Regions from separate parts of the Homo sapiens genome. Here regions 1 and 2 are each linked to region 3. A link is a contact called in ENCODE Hi-C or POLR2A ChIA-PET data. All regions are on one chromosome and are shown on one strand. Each heading gives the region's core, a stretch centred on a gene start or an enhancer-like site at or near the end of the contact. The rest is flanking DNA. Distances are from core to core; before and after follow the strand shown. Region 1 overlaps USP10 (ubiquitin specific peptidase 10). Region 2 holds the start of KLHL36 (kelch like family member 36). Region 3 holds the start of MBTPS1 (membrane bound transcription factor peptidase, site 1).

The links. A loop is a pair of places that touch in the nucleus more often than their neighbours do. ChIA-PET counts read pairs that join two places held with the same protein, here RNA polymerase II (POLR2A). Pooled maps may share reads with other maps.
Region 1: a map of sciatic nerve shows a loop between it and region 3 (11-fold over the local background). The contact joins the enhancer-like site here to the promoter of MBTPS1 in region 3. A Hi-C loop is called at or near these places in 1 of 168 maps with a recorded cell type or tissue (sciatic nerve), 2 of 37 single-sample maps with no recorded cell type and 4 of 50 pooled maps. POLR2A ChIA-PET finds 5 or more read pairs at or near these places in 2 of 52 experiments (OCI-LY7 and activated CD4-positive, alpha-beta T cell).
Region 2: a loop to region 3 is called in a map of naive thymus-derived CD4-positive, alpha-beta T cell, with 7 times the contacts of the local background. The contact joins the promoter of KLHL36 here to the promoter of MBTPS1 in region 3. A Hi-C loop is called at or near these places in 1 of 168 maps with a recorded cell type or tissue (naive thymus-derived CD4-positive, alpha-beta T cell), 1 of 37 single-sample maps with no recorded cell type and 6 of 50 pooled maps. POLR2A ChIA-PET finds 5 or more read pairs at or near these places in 4 of 52 experiments (H1, HEK293T, MCF 10A and 1 more).

The regions. Positions count from the first base shown.
Region 1 is chr16:84,723,800-84,728,227 of GRCh38, forward strand. The region is part of intron 1 of USP10 (ubiquitin specific peptidase 10); the gene reads left to right. It overlaps LOC124903737 (a long non-coding RNA gene), which reads right to left. Exons shown (of 3, transcript XR_007065154.1): 3 at 3,682-4,428. Among named protein-coding and RNA genes, the nearest start is that of USP10, 26 kb to the left of the region's middle. RefSeq lists enhancers at 2,264-2,558, 2,683-2,732, 2,958-3,458. Within about 2 kb of position 2,897, at least 20 of the 41 ENCODE cell types and tissues checked have a DNase peak (open chromatin) inside an H3K27ac peak, as active enhancers do; they include OCI-LY7, where a contact is called at or near this core.
Region 2 is chr16:84,645,474-84,650,049 of GRCh38, forward strand. It overlaps KLHL36 (kelch like family member 36), which reads left to right and starts at 3,038. Exons shown (of 5, transcript NM_024731.4): 1 at 3,038-3,176. LOC105371376 (a long non-coding RNA gene) reads right to left here and starts at 4,106. Exons shown (of 4, transcript XR_933817.2): 1 at 4,019-4,106; 2 at 3,730-3,855; 3 at 963-1,083. RefSeq lists silencers at 2,702-2,871, 2,932-3,121, 3,332-3,611.
Region 3 is chr16:84,115,188-84,119,816 of GRCh38, forward strand. It overlaps MBTPS1 (membrane bound transcription factor peptidase, site 1), which reads right to left and starts at 1,755. Exons shown (of 23, transcript NM_003791.4): 1 at 1,548-1,755. MBTPS1-DT (MBTPS1 divergent transcript) reads left to right here and starts at 1,856. Exons shown (of 1, transcript NR_186375.1): 1 at 1,856-3,976. It also overlaps the pseudogene LOC648774. RefSeq lists silencers at 1,246-1,675, 2,076-2,175 and an enhancer at 2,326-2,485.

The DNA of each region.
Region 1 (4,428 bases), core at 1,647-4,146, 610 kb after region 3:
ATTCATTTGTGTAATCACCTCCACAATCAAGACACCAGTTCTGTCATTCCCCAGAATGACATTGAGCCCCCTTGCAGCCTCTTCTTTTGTTCGTCCTTGGCCCCAGCAAAGATAGAACTGCTTCTGTTACAGTTTCTTTTTTATTGGTTTCATCTTCCATTTCTTTTTTTCTTAAGGTCAGCACCAAGGTGATTGTAATGAATATGAAAGTTGGTGGAATCTTGAACTTCTACTAGGGCTATCCCAGATAAAGTTGACTGAATTTACTCCCTAATTTATCTGCTGTGTTTCATACAATAGCAATTTTACACAGGAAGTTATTCAATAATGAGGGCTATCTATATTACCTTGCTATTTAGTACTAGTTAAGAGCAAAGCGAGTTAAAATTTAATGGCCATTTTGTAATACAGTTCTAATATAGACACAGGACTGGAAAGTTGGTAAAAGTGGGTTTCTGTTAAGTGAATCATGTTTTCTAATTTGGAGATTCAATCTGAATTCAATCTAAAATTTCTGAAGGAAATTTTAGCTCGGAATCTCCATGAAAGCACTTAATATACAGCCAACCTGTTAAAAACCATACTTTGAGAGGTAAAATGATTACTTTTTGATAGCACTTTAATAGTAGAAATAGAATATACAAACAGGGAAGTAGACACTCAATTGCAGTACTTTGACATTTGAGTTTCAAGGAGAGAGGCTGCCTGTGAGAGTGACTTTGTGATAGTTTGTCTACTTTGTTCGCTTCTCAGGACCTCTTTGCCCCAAGAAAGTAAAGCAAAATTTTGCTATAGCCCTATTAGTGAGGGAACAAAACTTCTCTTCCTCCTTCTTCCTTTGTCTGCTTCTGCCATTTGTAACACTTAGTTCAGCTTGCAGTTGGCTTGCACTGTAATAAAACTGTAAATGTCACCATGCCCTGACCCCTGTGTGTGTTGTGTTCAAAGTTTTACTCTCGTAGTCTCGCATAGTTGAGTGTGGATTGTTGATGCTCAGTGCATATTGTTAAATTGGCGAACTTCCTGGTGTGCATTCACTAGTTGATGATAGTGTCATCTCCAGATGTCCTCAGAACCACCCACACCACCTTCTGAAGTTGAAAGCACACAATGATTGTTCAGTAGATATCAGCTAGCACCCATAACTTACTGGGCTTTGATTCATAAAGCCTAGTAAAGAAATTAAAATTTTTATTTTGATATAAGTACTGACCTTTTTTAAAACTTTATTGAGATATAATTCACATGCTGTGGAGTTTGTGTATTTGAATAAATATGCATTTCAGTGGTTTTTAGTGTATTCACAAAGTTTTGCAGCTAACACCGTAGTCCATTTTAGAACATTTCATCATCCCCAAAAGAAAGCTCATGTTCATTAGCAGTCACCGCCTCCCGCTCCCCCATTCTCCTCTCCTCCCAGCCCTTGGCAACCATGATCTTTCTGTGTCTGGTAATTTGCCTATTCTTGGCATTTCATATGAATGGAAGAAACAATTTATGGCTCTTTGTGTGTGGCTTTAACTTAGTATAATGTTTTCAAAGTCATCCTGTTGTAGCATGCATTAGTCTGATGACATTTTCTTTTTCTTTTTCTCTTTCTTTTCTTTTTTCTTTTTTGAGACGGAGTTTTGCTCTTGTTACCCGGGCTGGAGTGCAAATGGCACGATTTCCGCTCACTGCAACCTCTGCCTGCTGGGTTCAAGCAATTCTCCTGCCTCAGCCTCCTGAGTAGCTGAGATTAGAGGCGCCTGCCACCATGCCCGGCTAATTTTTTTTTGTGTTTTTAGTAGAGACAGGGTTTCACCATGTTGGCAGTCTGTTCTCTGACTCCTGACCTCAGGTGATCCACCCGCCTCGGCCCCCCAGAGTGCTGGGATTACAGGTGTGAGCCACCGTGCCCGGCCTGTCTGACGACATTTTCAAACCCGTGTTTCTTAATCCTTTTTAGATCCAAGAGATCCTTTTGGAGATGGGAAGAATTTTAGAAGTTGTCTGGTCCAACATACCTTCATTTTGTAGATGAGATTAAGGCTTTAATCATGCCAAACAGTCTATTGCTCTTTTCATGTTTCCCCAAATTGAGCTTATTTGGATCAGGAGAAGAGGGAGAATACTTTATACTTCTCAGCTTCTTGTGTATTTGACTGTGACCTGGTTATACCATTTGCCACTGTGAGGCTTAGCTGTGCATCTGTGAATGGGAGATTGTTCTTAGAGATTGGTCATAGTTGTCCACCTGCCTCGGAAACTGCAGGTACAAATGCAGCAGCAAAGTATTTACATTCTTACTTCAGGGCTGATCTCCTATTTCTATCAGTCCTTTTGAAGGCAGAGAATGTTAATTTGGAACAACCTGCATATTTATTCAAATTTCCAGAGAGATGAAACTTTCAGAATGCTGTGCTGCAGCGCCCCCTAGTGCCGTGCTGTACTGATAGTCCCCAGCGTCTCCTGAAGCCGAAAGTGGCGTTTCCCGCAGTTCCGGCGGGAGAGCTGTAGCCAGCAGGTTGTGCAAGTGAACATTAGACATCTTTTCTCCTTCTCGCCTTCCTTGGGCTGAGATGGAGGAATGTGTCTTTATTGCTGAGGGCAAGGTCTTTGTTTTTCCTTTAGCAGGAACACTGGTTTTCCCACTTCGTCTAAACCTTTGCCCAGGGTTTCTCAACTCAGGCCCCCTGAGGGCCGTAGTGGCCTCCACACACCTCCAGAAGGTAAACTGAGCCAGCTTAGCCAACAGGCTATGCTTCAGGGAGGAAGGTGTCTTTTGTTCCCATCCCTGCTGTGGTGTGGGCTTGCCCCCCTTTTCTCGAAGTGTTTCTTGTATATTTTTTTCCACATCCTCTTGAGAAAGGATCAGAAAGTAAAGATGTGAACAGTGAGAGTTTTGAAAGCCCGGGATGGAGGCCGGATGGGATATGAGGGGAAGTGGTGGAGGGGAATAAATAGCTTCTCTAGTTCACAGTCTTACTTCCCCTAAAAAGGGGAAGAAATGCCTGAAGCCCTTGTACTTTGCTCCCCCGAATCGCAGGCATTTCTGTGCCGTCCCGCCCCTGGGCATTTCCTATGCAACCACAGGACGCGGGAAAGGAGCGTTTGTTACTGCTTTCTGATACCTCCTTTTGACCCCAGTGTTCTGACTCTGGCAGAGTTGCTGAAACCTTAGGGGGCTTCCCAGTCTTTCCTGATGGTATTTGGTGTAGCTGTGGGAAGGGCAGAGTTAGCCGCAGCAGTGTCACAGTTTCTGTGGTGTGGCATGGCTGACAGGGCCTCCAGGTACCTGCTTTTATTTTAATGACAGCCACCAATATGTCCTAAGCTCTGCACTTTCTTTGAAATTACAAGAAACGATGAACTTACTCGTGCTTTTTAGTCTCCCGTGTGAACTGAATTGTTCTGTATTTTATCTTGCTCTGTTATGGGCAAAACTAATTCATGTCATCAGTGGCATTTCCCTCTTCACTAGGTTGTAAATCCTGTGAAGTCAGACACAGCGTTATTTTCATCTTTATTTTACCCAAACACCTACAATTTTCCCCCCTCATGTGACAGCCTTTGAAATAAGTTAATCTTCCAGAGGAGAGAAAACACTAAACAGTCAAACATAAGGAGAGGGTAAAGGTTTTCCTCATAACCTCACAATTTTCAGTGTTAGCTTTAAAAAAACAAACAAACAAACAAACAAACAAACAAAAACTCTTTATTTGCAAATAGTTTGAAACTTGAAAAGTTGCGGAAAGAAAAATAGTACAAAGAATCCCCAGATGGTCCTTTACCCAGATCCACCTGTTGTTAAGATTAAATCCATTTGCTTAATCATTTGTGTGTGCTGGAATTCTCTGTCTGCAAATACACACTCATACGGATACACATACAGACACACAGACATGGGCTAACAAATGCAAATATACAGACATACAATATTTTTCCAAACCCTTTGAGATTTCAGGGAAGATTACATACACTGTAGCCACTTAATCCTAAATTCTTGAATGTGTATTTCCTAAGAATAGGCATATTCTCTTAAATAACCACAGTAATACGTTACCACTTTCACAAATTTACATTGATGCAGTACTTTTTTCTAACCTGTCCATATTCTAATTTTGGGAGTTGACCATATAATGTCCTTTCTAGAATTTTCCCTTCCAGCACAGGATCCAGTCTAGGGTCAGGAAATGTATTTAGTTATCATGTCTCTAGCTTTTTGTAGTCTGGAAGTTTCCCACAGCCTTTCAGGATATTGACTTTTTTGAACAGCAGTTTCTCCTCCCCTCTTTTGATAACATTCCTCATTTTACCAAACACCTAAAATAACATTTGATTGGAAGTTAGGAAGGCTTTTGGAGAAGGAGATGGTGAAACCAGAACATTTTAATAGCAGTTGGCTGTCCTGAATTTCTGTGATAAACTTTTTGGTGTCACAAACAT
Region 2 (4,576 bases), core at 1,788-4,287, 530 kb after region 3:
AAAATGTTGAGAGAACAATATGAACCAATTTTTTTGAATGATGTAGAAATGAGTGTTTGTTTTATTTTGTTTTGTTTTTGAGACAAGGTCTTGCTCTGTTACCCAGGCTGGAGTACAGTGGCACAACCACAGCTCACTGCAACCTCGACCTCGTGGGCTCAAGCAATCCTCCCACCTTAGCCTCCCAAGTAGCTGGGACTACAAATGCATGCAGCCATGACTGGCTGATGTTTAATTTTTTTTTGTACAGACGAGAGTCTTGCTATGTTGCCCAGGATGGTCTCGAACTCCTGAGCTCAAGTGATCCTTTTTCCTCCCAAAGTGCTGGAATTACCGGCATGAGCCACTACACATGGCTGTTTGGTTTTTTGTTTTGAACTTTTCTGTATTGAGAGTAGCTGAGTAAAGCATGCATTACTTTTATAATTTGGGAGGACACAAAACGTTACTGAAAGAAAAAGACTGAGAGAGTGGTTCACAAAGTGCTGTTGGGGAACGCAGGGTGAAGCCAAGTTAGCCGAGTCCACACCGTTTTCATGTCAAGGTCATGTGTGGATGAGCTTGTCTTAGGCCCTTACTCCGGCCCCCATACACCAGGTTGCACGTCTTCTCATTCATGATGAACACAACACCCGGAAGGCCGATGTTCATGCTGAGTTATAGGCTCTACAGCGAAATCTCTTGTTAGATAAATAGATAGATAGATAGATAGATAGCATAGATACCCATATATAGAGGTGCATGTATCCATTTATCTATATAAGAGTTATAGGCTCTTAAAATATCTACAGCTAAATCTCTTGTTAGACAGATAAATAGATATGATAGATACCCATATATAGAGGGGCATGTATCTATTTATCTACCTATATCTATTTATCAAGAGAATCTTTAACTCTAGCTGTAAAAAAGAATATGTCCAACTCTTGGTGCTCCGTGTATTGCCCCAACACAGTACTCACCACGCTAGGACCATTGCTGATTGACTTGTTTTCCTGTCTTCCTAAGAGCCCTGAAAGTTTCTTCTTTGTATCCCTGGCACCTACTACAGTGCCGGCCACACAGCAGGTGTTCCTGAAAAGTCTGTTGGATGAATGAGAGGCAGTGCATGAATTCATGTCAGAACAGAGATCCATCCACATGTCGGTATGGAGACAGAATAACAGGAGGATTAGCTTTGTCTGGGGTAGGGACAGGTCCAGGAAGGGTCAAAGACAGGCAAGTAAGGCTTGGCAGGGTGAATGTGTACAGTCCCCAAAGAAAAGGGGAGAGAGAGAGAGAGAGATGGGGGACAGCAATCCAGTCAGTGAGAACATCATTTAAAGATCCTTGGCTCACACCTGTAATCCCAGCACTTTGGGAGCCTGAGGCAGGCAGATCACCCGAGGTCAGCAGTTTGAGACCATCCTGGCCAATATGGTGAACCCCATCTCTACTAAAAATACAAAAATTAGCCAGGCGTGGTGGTGGGCGCCTGTAATCCCAGCTACTCAGGAGGCTGAGGCAGGAGAATCGCTTGAATCCAGGAAGTGGAGATTTCAGTGAGTTGAGATTGAGCCGTTGCACTCTAGCCGGGGTGACAGAAAGACTCTGTCTCAAAAAAATAAATAACCATCCCGGCTAACACGGTGAAACCCCGTCTCTACTAAAAATACAAAAAATTAGCCGGGCGAGGTGGTGGACGCCTGTAGTCCCAGCTACTTGGGAGGCTGAGGCAGGAGAATGGCGTGAACCCGGGAGGCGGAGCTTGCAGTGAGCCGAGATCCCGCCACTGCACTCCAGCCTGGGCGACAGAGCGAGACTCCGTCTCAAAAAAAAAAAGAAAAAAAATAAATAAATAAATAAATAAAATAAATAAATAAATAATTAAAAAATAAAGATCCTGTAAGTGGGCTGGGTGTGCTGGCTCACACATGTCATCCCAGCACTTTGGGATACCGAGGCACGAGGATCGCTTGAGCCCAGGGGTTCAAGACCAGCTTGGACAACAAACTGAAACCCTGTCTCTATAAAAATCAAAGAAAAAAAAATAGCCAGGTGTGGCAGCCGGCACCTGTGGTCTCAGCTGCATGAAAGACTGAGGCAGGAGGATCACTTGAGCCTGGGAGGTGGAGGCTGTAGTGAGCACTACACAAAAGAAATCGCTGATCCTTCAGCAGCCATTTCCCACTCCAGCAACTCCCCGCCCCTGGCAACCACTCATCTACTTTCTGTCTCTATGGATTGGCTTGTTCCGGACATTTCACATACACGGAATCATACAGTGTGTGGTCTTTTGTGTCTGGCTTCTTTCACTAAGTATTACATCTCCAAGGTTCATCCCGCTGTAGCATGAGCGAAGTGTGACAATTGATAGATGGATCGATGAAGGTTACATTCATTCATTCCATACACATTTACTGAGCACCTACTGTGTGCCAGTCTTGGCGACGACCCAGTCAGGAATAGAACTAACAGTAAACCCTGCCCTGGAGGGCTTCTGGTAGGGAGGAGAGACAATAAACCGAATAAACTAGTACATTATTTGGAATATTAGACGCTGATAAGAGCTCAAGTGAAGCATGGGGTTGGAAGTTGGGTGCAGAGAGAGGGGCTGTGACTTCGAGCAGAGCGGTCAGCAAAGGCCTCGCCGCAGGGTGGCCGCAGGGACGCTCCCGCTCAGCCCGGAAGGAGGCGAGAGGCGCGGTGCCCGTCCCGGCGACTCTGGGCCAGCAAAGAGCTCCCAGCGCACGCGTCGGTGCCTCGAGGCCCGGGACCCTGCGTGTCTGGTCCCCGCCGTGGCCCTGCGTCCGTGACGGTGGGTGGCACCAGGGAGCATTTCGCGCGGCGGGGCTGGGGCCTGCCTTTGAAGGGACGGAGTCGGGCGTCGTGGTGGGGTGGACACCGGGGATCCCCGGGGCGCGGACGAGGGGGGCGTCCACCCTGCGAGCTCACCCCACGGCCCCCGCGTCCCGCCCTCAGCCGCAGGCCCCGCCCCGCGCCGCCCGGCCCCGCCTCCCCGCGGCCGCCGCCATTGGCCGCGCGCGCCGCCTCCGCCCTCGGCCTCGCACTTCCTGGCGGAGCCATGGCTGCGCAGCGGGCTGGCCGGGGGTCTCCTGAACCCGGGCCCCGCCGCCCCGACCGCCCGGCCCCGCCGCCGGGGCTGTCCCCGCCGCGTCCGTAGCGCGTCCTGCCAGGTGGGCCTCCGCGCGCGCCCACCCTCCAGCCCGGGACCGCCAGGAAGCCGCGCCCGGCCGGGGCGGGGAGCTGGCGGAGATCGGGAGGGTCCCCGGCCACCGCGAGCCGCGACCCCCCTGCGCCCCTTGGTGCCGGGGCGGGCGGGTGGGCGAGTGGGGGCGCCGCGGCCGGGGGAGGGGCCGCCGCCCCCGCAGGTGACACAGGTGCGGCCTGTGCGGACCGCCCCGCGCGTGGCAGGTGAGTGGCCCCCGCCCCGGGCCGTCCCGACTCCGCCTCCTCGCCGCCGGCTGGAGCCTGCTGGGCGGCCGTTGCGCTGAGTTCCGCCTGGGCTGCGGGGTCCGAGCGAACGACAGCGGCGTCCCCGGAGACCCCGCCGGCGAGCCGGTGTCAGCAGCGTCGCTTTCTCCAACGCTGAGGTCGGGAGGGAGCTTGGGGAGGAGGCGCTCTGGGAAACCCCCGGCCGGACGGGGCCTGCGGTCCCATGTTTACTGGAAGACCTTTTCCAGTGACCTGGGATTGTCACTGTGCTTGGGGGTGGCCTTGACCCTTCACCTGCTTCCAAAAAGCGTCGGAGGCCGCTGACGTCCAACACGGGTGGAAATCAGACCCCACCCCCACGCACTTGCAGGAGACAGCAGGGAGCCTCCGGCCCCGCGAACTCTCTCTAGGTATCTTGGCCTAGAAAATAAAGCGTTGAGCGTTAGAAGGCCTGGTTGATTCTGGGCAGGCTGCCTGGGGCGGTGGAGAGAGAGGGCACCTGCTGCTTGCTGTTCTGTGACCTTGGGCAACCCCCCCTGGGGCACCCGAGCGCCAGGTCTCACTGTGGGAACGACGGTGTCACCTCTCAGCGTGAAGGTGGAATGAAGTCGAGTCCGCGGTGGGCACCGCACCAACGCTGGGTTTCTTCTCTTCCCTCTCTGGGCTCTCCAGCATCCTAGGGGAGGGCCGGGGTGGGAACAGCTTGTCATTGTCACAAAGTTTCTAGTTTGTCGAGAGGAATCCAGTTGCCCCTTCTCTCCCTAGGGGAGTTGCACGGGACGGACTGTGCCCGAATTCATTCCTTCCATGGGAACACTGGAGTGCCCTCCCTGTGTCCCCAGTTATCTAAGAACAGTGCTGACTTCTTGTCACATTGTTCTTTATTAGTGAAGACTATTTGTTCAATAGGTAACAAACTCTTCTCATGAACTCAAATAGCGGGGGAAAAAAATCCTCTTTAAAACCTTCGTCTCAGTATGTGACTTGTGCTAATATTAGTTGGCAAAGTCCCTTCTCTGTGTTCCCTTCCATCTTTGAAGCACCTGCCCCTCCCCCTGCCTCCCCCGCCCCCCACACACCAAAGCTTAACTCTGTCTGCAGTGATCCCCCACCCAAGAGCCAGGCAGTGTAGCCTAAGAGT
Region 3 (4,629 bases), core at 505-3,004:
AATTGTGGGATTACAGGCGTGAGCCACCGCGCCCGGCCCAGCCTTCCTAGTTCTTGTTAACCTCCTGACTAGAAGAGCTCCCACTTCTTCCCTAGGTGCTTCAAAGGTTCCGCAAGCTCTGCATTGGAATTTTCCCTTTTTATATAGAAAGGACCAACTCTTGATTATACGGGGTGCCTGGGGAGTGCAGTCGTTTGACACGTGTCTGGGTCAGGTCCCAGCTCCCATTCTCAATCAACAGTTTTGCTGTCATCCGCATCACACATTAGAGCATAAAATAAACTTTTATTTGTCAAAAGTGTTCTGCATAAATGCTTAAACAAAATGTGGTATAGCCATACAACTGAATATTATTTGGTCATAAAAGGAATGAAATCCTGATTCATGCTACAACATGGATGAACTGTGAAAACATGCTAAGTGAAAGAAGCCTGACACAAAAGGCCGCATATCATATGTTTCCATCTGAATATACGAAATAGTCATTAAAGGCAAATCTAGAAAGACAAAGTAGATGAAAGGTTGCCTGTGGCGGGGCCTGGAAATGGGCATTGACTACAACTGGGCATCAGAGGTCTTGGGGTAACGGAAATGTTCTAAAAGTGGATTTGGTAGTGGCTGTGCTGCTGTAAATTTACTAAAAACCACTGAATAGTACACTTAAAACAGGTGGATTTTATGGTATGTAAATTCTACTTCAATGAAGCTCTTACATTAAAAAATAAGTATAAATAATAAAAGCGGATTCTCCAGATTGAAAAAAAAAAAAATGAGAGGAATTACTTCTCTTCTGCAAGCCCTCCTTTTCGTAGACATACAATTGGAGACCTTGACGTTAGGAGGGCTTACCTACACAGTTCAGACTAAAGGATGAGTCTCCAGAATTCAACGCAGGTCGTATTCCACTCCACGTAATTTCGAAGTGTCAATCAGAATCTAATAACTTAATTTGTGTAGACAAATAGGCCAAGATTCTCAGGGGCTCAACCCAATATGAAAGGTAAACATCTTAATAAAAATACTGACGATCCACAACGGTCTTAGGTAGCGCAACCATGCCAAGGCGAGGCAAGATTTTTAAGAAGCTACAGGTTTAAAAGGCAATCTGGTTCTGAGAGTTCGCCGAACAGAATCCCCGCATTTCCAAAAACCAGCAGCGCAATATGCACAGACCGAGATAAGGCAAAGAATCGACGTCTTTTAAACCTGACGCCAGCACTGCCCCGGAAGCGCACCTAGAATTGAGTCTGTCTGGAGGCTCCGGGCCAGAGCAGGGCGTATTGTTTCACTCGGTGAATGCTCATTTCACGTAAAGAAAACCAGGCAACGGAACAAGCTGCCGGAGCGCGCAGACCCCCGCAGGGCCGCGGTACAGGCACGCTGTGTCCAAACAAGCGCCGGAGGCCCCGCGCCCACCTCCCCCGACCCGGCCCGGCCCCCGCAGCCCTCGCCTCGGGGCCTCGGACGCAACCGGCACACCTGAGCGAGCGGGCCGCCGCCGCTAGGCGGAGCGGGTCGGGGAGGCCGCGCGCGGGCGGCTGACGTACCTGCGCCGCCGGGAGCTCAGGGCCGGCGGGCCCGGGATAACGGCGCCTCCGCGGCGAACACGCCTGGGCACTCCATTCGGGGCTGTTTACTCCCAACTCTCGCGAGACTGGGCGACCGGGCCAGCGAGGCCCACAGCTGGGAGCCTCAGCTCCGCCGACCCAGCGTGCCCTGTCTGTCCCGCGCTCCCGGGGCTTGCGTGCGCGCTCTGGACGCCGTGGGCAGCGGGACCACGCCGGGAGGATGGACGAAGGTCTCGCGACATTTGCGGCGGCGGGGGCCGGTGGCAGGGTGGAAGCGGAGGGGCGTGGCCAGCGAGCTGCCAGGCGGCGAGAACGCGCTGGGGGAACCCTTGGTCCGCTCTGCGCGTCGCTCTAGGATCCCCGAAAAGGAGCACGGGCGCGAAAGCGGCCAGGCTGGGCCAGGATCTAGAAAGACTGCCTGGCGCAGGCTCCCTGCCCCCGCGGGCCTGCTGTCATGGACTCGTGGAGAGCTCGCTTCCCGCGCGGACCCTTCCTGCAGGGGTCCACGTCCAGGCACCGGCGGCTCGGACACCCCACCCCCGGCCGGGCACCTGCCCTGGGTGCCCCTTAACCCGGGCGGTAGCTCGTTAAGATGGCGAAGTGTCCGGTCCGGAACACGCGAAACCCCAAATCCCGCCTGCCCGACCTCCTGACCCCCGGCCCCACGGGACGACAGACTGGGCCTCCCGACGCGCAGCGCGCTGCCGGGACACCGGTGCGTGCGAAACGGAGGACCTTTGTAACGCCACGTGTTTGCTCTTTTTGAAAAAACAAGAATAAATGTGTTAAACTGTCTGAAAAGCTTGCCGCCTAAAAGATGTCTGGGTGACTTAGATGCTAGGATCAGTTTGTTTTCAATGTAAATGGACCAGCCCGGACTCCGTACGGCACTAGCAGGGGACTGAAAGCGTCTTCAGGTACTGCTGGTGGGCGGTGATGCGCTACAGGCCGATCAGACAGTTTTGTGTCTTTTGGAACTTGACACTGCACCACGGTAATGCTGAACTGCACCAATATTACAGATCACAGCGCATCATCTTCCTTCAACATGATTTAACACAGTTGACTTAATATGGTGGATAAATGTAGAATCACAAATTACCATACCCCACCTCAGGCTTCTACTTCGTAATTTTGAGCAGGTTGTTTAACCTCTTTGTACCTCAGCTTCTTCATTACAAAAATAGGGGTACTAGCCAGGCGGGGTGGCTCGCGCCTGTAATCCCAGCACTTGGGGAGGCCGAGGCAGCCGGATCACTTGAGGTCAGAAGTTTCAGACCAGCCTGGTCAACATGGGTGAAACGCCGGCTCTACCAAAAATATAAAAACTTAGCTGAGTGTGGTAGCGCATGACTGTAATCCCAGCAACTCAGGAGGCTGAGGCAGAGAATCGCTTGAACCTGGGAGGCGGAGGTTGCAGTGAGCTGAGATCGTACCACTGCACTCCAGCTTGGGCGACAGAGCGAGACTCTGCCTTAAAAATAAATAAATAATTTTTTTAAAAAATAGGGGTACTAATATCTACCTTAAAGGATGAGGGTTAAATTAAGTACACACATAAGCCCTAGCGCAGTGGCTTATGCCTGTAATCTCAACACTTTGGGAGTCTGTGGCGGGAGGATCACTTGAGCCCAGGAGTTTGAGACTAGTCTGGGCAACAGAGACATGTCTCTATAGTTGTGTTTGGTTTTGTTTTTACCAGGTGTGGTGGTGTGCACCTGCAGTCCCAGCTACTAGGGAGGCTGAGGTGGGAGGACTGCCTGAGCCCAGGAGGTCGAGGCTGCAGTGAGCCATGATTGTGCCACTGCACTCCAGCCTGGGCAACACAGCAAGACCTTGTCTCAAAAACAAACAAAAAGCATACTCATAAAGTGCTCGGCTCCTATATGATTCAATATGTGGTGGTGGATTCTTGAATCCTTTCCTGACTCAGATCTCATACGATTTTCTGAACTTTTGGAGAATCCTTGCCTCTCTGCATTTGCAAACCGTCAAAGGCACTCCCTTCTGCCACCACACAAAGCATTTGATTTTAAACTTGACTATGTCCTTCTGTTCCAACTTTAGGTAAATTAATCTTGGTCAGGGTTCTCTGAACAGCCCTTTAGTCACTATGCCATTGAATACATGGCCCTACAGCTGGAAACTGGGGTAGAACAGTGATTGCAGGCATCCATCATGTGACAGCGAGGCCCCAAAGAAGGGGAGAGAATGCCACCACCACCAGTTTCAGAGAATGCCTATACACTGAGGGGACTGGTGTGTGGGAGAGAAGTTACTTGGAGAGCTACCAAGACAGCCTGAGCTACAGGATCCTGGTCTACCACTGGTGGATTCCCACCACTCTGGTTCTAAAATAACTTCCTAAACTTGTGCTTCACATACAGAATAAAGCATCTGTAATTCCATGGGAAGGTAAATCTTTATTCAAATGAAATGTTATTTTAAAGAGTAATAGCTGATGGCACAGGCACTAGCCAACCCTGGGAAAGCCTCCCTGGAGTTGTGGCTCCTGGAGTCCCAGCAGCCACTCTGCAGAGATCTTGGAGGTCCTAGTAAACCTGCCGGTGGCACTACAGGCAGGCTGCTTTTTTGGCAAGGGTGGCTTTGCTGAGAGCATCAAAATCTTGGAGGCAAACACCAAGGAGGTGTTCTCGGGCAAGATCGCACCTGAGTCACTGCTGCTCAATCCGCACCCAGAGGAGACGTCCCTGGAGACGTCTCCAGCCTCTCGCTATACTCACTGCAGCCTCGCCCACCAGCACATCTCAGGTGTCAGTGGCTTTTTCAAGGACAACTTCATGCTCCTGGTGCTGGAGCTCTGCCACCTGAGACCTCTCATGGAGTTGCACACGGGGAGAGCGCTAAGCCTGAGGGCACTACTGCCCGCAGTAGATCATCCTTGGCTGCCGGCACCTGCCTGAAACTGGATTAGTCACCGGGACCTCAAGCTGTACCCCCTCTTCCTGAATGATGACCTGGAGGTGAAAACGGGAAGATCTGGACTGGCAACCAAAGTCGAACATGATGGAAGGCAGAGGAAGACCCTGGGTGGGACTCC